Linked DNA regions of Homo sapiens: region 2 is linked to region 1. A link is a loop called in an ENCODE intact Hi-C map of the cell type or tissue named here. Cell type or tissue: IMR-90. All regions are shown on one strand.

Region 1 (2,500 bases):
GACCCCATCTCTAAAAAAAAAAAAAATTTTTTTTAAATTATCCAGTCATGGTGGTACATGCCTATAATCACAGCTCCTCAGGAGGCGGAGGTGGGAGCATCGCTTGAGCCCAGGAGGTTGAGGCTGCAGTGAGCTATGATCACATGGCCTGAGTGATAGAGCCAGACCCCGTCTAAAAACAAACAAAAAATAATAATTATACACCCTTTTTTTTTTTTTTTTTTTTGAAACACAGTCTCGTTCTGTGACCCAGGCTGGAGTGCAGTGGTGCAATCTTGGCTCACTGCAACCTCCGCCTCCTCAGTTCAAGCAATTCTCCTGCCTCAAGCTCCCAAGTAGTTGGGACTGCAGGCGCGCACCACCAAGCCTGGCTAATTTTTGTATCTTTGTATTTTTGTAGAGATGGGTTTTTACCATGTTGTCCCAGCTGGTCTTGAACTCCTCACCTCAAGTGATCTGCCTGCCTCAGCCTCCCAAAGTTCTGGGATTACAGGGGTGAACCACCACACCTGGCCAATACATACTTTTTTTGAATCAAAAGCTGGAGCACTGTGCGCTTGCTGTTTGAGACCTTTTTTCACTGTATGGTGGACGTTTTCCCGTGTTAGCATCCTACCTCACCATCACAGAGTGGCTGCCGCTGATGCCTCGAGTGGATGCCCATATTTTATGTAGCCTTTCTCCTGGCCATGTGCATTAGGTTGTTCCTAGCTTTAACCTGTTAAAAAGGTGCTGAGTTAAACAGCTTTGTAGATAAGTCTTCACCACACACTTGTGATTATTTTCTTCGAATAAATTATTAGAACCAAATAGGTGAGCCAAAGAGATGGACATTTTTAAGTTTCTCAGTACCTCGCAGAGGCGTGCACCAATTTGTGCAGCATATGAATGTTCACACTTTCCACTGCCCAACTTTTTTGACTCCATACAGTATCTTTTTGTTTTTGTTTTCCATTTTTCTGAGATGGAGTTTCACTCTTGTTGCCCAGGCTGGAGTGCAATGGCATGATCTCAGCTCACTGCAACCTCCATCTCCCGGGTTCAGGCAGTTCTCCTGCCTCAGCCTCCTGAGTAGCTGGGATTACAGGCATGTGCCACCATGCCCGGCTAATTTTTGTATTTTTAGTAGAGATGAGGTTTCACCATGTTGGTCAGGCTTTCTCGAACTCCTGACCTCAGGTGATCCACCTGCCTCAGCCTCCAAAAGTGCTGGGATTACAGGCGTGAGCCACCGCGGCCAGCCAATATCTTTTTAAGTAAATGAAATTAATATGTTCATCATCGACTTGTCTATATGCTTAGATGAAAAACTTCCTTTTCTGTGTTTGTCTGTATCAGTGGCTAAGATTGTAAGCACCCGTGTATAGGGCTGCAAATGTTTGGGCATGTCTCCTATACACACTTACCTCTGGGCCTGGAGAACTTGGTGAGTTGTTTTTGTACAGCGTTTGACCCACTGATGAAGAGAGCCAACACCAGCCCAGAGGTGCTGCGGCTGCCCTCTGCTGGCTCTGAGGTGCAGTGATGACTGAGAAGGCAACGGTTGGACTCCTGGGCTCAGCTTACATTAACCCTGCCTGCCCCCTCCCCCTCACCAGCCCATTGTAAGATTTTCAGCCACAGAGGCCCTACCTGGAGGGTGAGGAGTTTGTCACCGCTGTATCCTGGGTCACTGCATTAATTAGGCGCTGTTAATACTTGCAGAGGCTCACTCACAGTAACTGTCAGTGGGAGAGAAGCATAGAAGTGACTGCTAGCAAAGCTGGCTGCTGTTGTGTAGCGGGGAGGGGACCCTGAAGGCTACTCTGGGGGAGCTTGAGAGGTTTGCAAGCCAAGGCAGCATCCTTCAGGCACGTGTGTGGCCTCCTGAGGTGATGACTTTGAAAGGGGCCACCATGGAGCTGTGTTTATTTTAAAGGTCAGTTCTTTAGTCTTCTCAAGAGAAAATGAGATGCATGGACACAGTTACAGCTCAGGTGTCCTTGTAGTCACAGTCCAGCAACCTCACTTGTTGGGCATAGAGCCCAAAAGTGAACATTTTATTTTTTTGTTTGTTTTCGTTTTTTTTTTTTTTTCTGAGATGGAGTCTCACTCTTGTCACCCAGGCTGGAGTACAGTGACATGATCTCAGCTCACTGCTACCTCCGTCTCTGGGGTTCAAGTGATTCTCCTGCCTCACCTCCATAATAGCTGGGATTACAGGTGCCCACCACCACTCCCAGATAATTTTTGTATTTTTAGTAGATATGGTGTTTTTCCATGTTGACCAGGCTGGTCTCGAACTCCTGGACTCAAGCGATCCACCTGCCTCGGCCTCCCAAAGTTCTGGGATTACCTGCGTGAGCCACTGTGCCTGACCATTTATTTATTTATTTATTTATGAGACAGGGTCTCACTGTGTCACCCAGGCTGGGGTGCAGTGGTGCAGTCATAGTTCACTGCAGCCTTGACCTCCTGGGCTCAAGTGACCCTCCCATCTCAGCCTCCCGAGTAGCTGGGA
Region 2 (2,500 bases), 150 kb before region 1:
GAGACCAGCCTGAGCAATATGGTGAAACCCCGTCTCTACAAAAAATATGACAATTAGCCAGGCATGATGGCAGACACCTGTAGTCCCAGCTACTCGGAGGCTGAGGTGGGAGGATCGCTTGAACCCGGGAGGCGGAGGTTGCAGTGACTCGAGATTAAGCCACTGCACTCTAGCCTGGGTGACAGAGTGAGACTCTGTCTCAAAAAACAACAAAAAAAAGTGGTCCTCTCACCTAGAGCAGAGAGAGCATAAAGTGTGTTAATGTGAGAAAGCGTCGCTGCAGAGAAGACTGAAGTCAGTTCAGACTCTAGGCCCCAGCCCTTCCAAGTCTCTGAAGACATTATCATCCTCCAGTGGGGCCCTGTGCCTGGGTCACAGGCTGAGACCTCAGTGGGAAGGCTGAGAAAAGGGAACTGGTGGCTGGGGGAGGAAAAGGAAGCAGAATGTGGAAACTGTTATAAGCGAGCTGTGCTCACAACCAGAGGTCTAGACTTGGGGTAATTGCTGAAAGAAGGCAGGTAAAGTGGTGGGTTCAAGACAGGACATACTTTACCTATAAACCAAGCAAGGGATTTAACCTCTCTAAGTCTCCGATTCTTGTTCTTTTTTTCCCTTTATTTATTTATTTATACATTTTTTTTACACATTCTAATGTGTCATATTATTTAAAGTTACGATAATAATTACTTTTTTTTTTTCTGAGATGGAGTCTCACTCTATTGCTCAGGCTGGAGTGCGGAGGCGCGATCTTGACTCACTGCAACCTCCACCGCCTGGGTTCAAGCGATTCTCCTGCCTCAGGCTCCCAAGTAGCTGGGATTACAAGCATGTGCCACCACGCCCAGATGACTTTTTGTAATTTTAGTAGAGATGGGGTTTCATCATGTTGGCCAGGCTGTTCTCAAACTCCTGACCTCAAGTGATCCACCCACCTTGGCCTCCCAAAGTGCTGGGATTCCAGGTGTGAACCACTGTGCCTGGCTGAAAGTTGTGATAATAATTCTGAACCCACTGGGCTGCTGTGAGGATTCAGTATGAAACTGTGTATCTGTGGCTGGGCATGGTAGCTTACATCTGTAATCCCAGTACTTTGGGAGGCCGAGGCAGGTGGATCACCTGAGGTCAGGAGTTCGAGACCAGCCTGGCCAACATAGCGAAACCCCGTCTCTACTAAAAATACAAAAATTAACCAGGCGTTATGGTGCACGCCTGTAATCCCAGCTACTTGGGGGGCTGAGGCAGGAGAATCGTTTGAACCCGGGAGGCAGAGGTTGCAGTGAGCCAAAATCGTGCCACTGTACCCCAGCCTGGGCAACAGAGTGCGACTTCGTCTCAAAAATAAATAAATAAATAAATAAAAATAAAAGAAACTGTGTATCTGTGTCAAATTACGGACAACTCCAAAACATGTGTAGTATTGTGCTTTACAGAGGGGTCAGTGGTGCATCTTTGCCACCAGAGGGAGTGCTACCAACAACCTGTTAGGGCTAAAACCCTATAGAGAGCCTGCAATACCAACTAGTAGACTGGGATTTTGCAAATCAGATGCGGAGATGCAGAGGCCAAGGGTAGTGGCAGATGTCCCATCCTTTTCCTGGGCTACAGAAACCTGCTGGCCTCCAAACCGAGTCTGCGTCGTAACTGAATACAGCCCTGGCTAAATCGTCAGCCTGGTATGGGCATTGAGGGGCCCTAGGTCACCTGCTGGCCGTCCATCCTGAGGCATCTGCTCAGAGCCTCCTCCAGGAGGCGTGCTCTACCAGAAGAGAGGACGATAGGCATCCAAATGGCCTGAGCACAATCTCTTCCACCCGGTACCCCAGGGCTCACCTCTCCACCCCTGAATTCCAGCAGTAACTCCCACCCAGAGGCTCTAGCTGTATCCATGATCAGCCCCTCCACATATGGTTAATAAGGACCACCACATCTGTAGGATAGGTCCTGCAGTTAGACTCTCTGGGTTGGAATTCAAGTACCACCACTTGCTCTGTGACCTTGAACAACTCACCTTACTCTTCCCTGAGCCTCAGTTTTCCACATCTGTAAAATGGAGATGATAAGAATGCCTACCTGTCTGATTTATGGGAACTAAATAAGATAATGAATTTTAAGTGCTGAGCACGCTGCCTGGTACACAGTGAGCATGCAATAAATGTGAGCTATTATTATCATCTAAAAAAACTCTTCCTCAGTTCCAAAATACTTTTTCATTAATTCTCTAAGTGAGGAGGACAGAGCAGGTGTCCTCATTTCACAGATGGGGAAACATAGTTCTAAGGGGTTCAGTGACACCCCCAAGGTCACACAGTGAGCAGAAGCCAGGAGATCCAACGCTTAGCCCAGGATGAACCCCCTCCCCCCATAGCACTGCCCTTGTTTTTTTTGTTTTTTTCTGTTTTGAGACGGAGTTTCGCTCTTGTTGCCCAGGCTGGAGTACGATGGTGCAATCTCGGCTCACTGCAACCTCCACCTCCCGGGTTCAAGCGATTCTCCTGCCTCA

The links. Peaks named below come from ENCODE experiments on the same cell type or tissue, not always from the same donor. Only the 100,000 strongest peaks of a DNase experiment are listed, where the experiment ranks them.
Region 2: it touches region 1 in a loop (4-fold over the local background); 27 of 110 quality-filtered maps call a loop at or near these places.

Annotation. Positions count from the first base shown.
Region 1 is chr10:97,552,188-97,554,687 of GRCh38, forward strand. The region is part of intron 1 of UBTD1 (ubiquitin domain containing 1); the gene reads left to right. LOC124902488 (a long non-coding RNA gene) reads right to left here. Exons shown (of 3, transcript XR_007062259.1): 2 at 1,633-1,721. Among named protein-coding and RNA genes, the nearest start is that of ANKRD2, 19 kb to the right of the region's middle. RefSeq lists an enhancer at 1,487-1,988 and a silencer at 1,538-1,617. In IMR-90, a CTCF peak has its summit at 1,505 (motif pointing left); a DNase peak (open chromatin) is centred at 1,474; H3K27ac peaks cover 202 bases.
Region 2 is chr10:97,405,872-97,408,371 of GRCh38, forward strand. No RefSeq gene overlaps it. Among named protein-coding and RNA genes, the nearest start is that of RRP12, 5.8 kb to the left of the region's middle. In IMR-90, CTCF peaks have their summits at 1,447 (motif pointing right) and 1,748; DNase peaks (open chromatin) are centred at 1,480 and 1,740.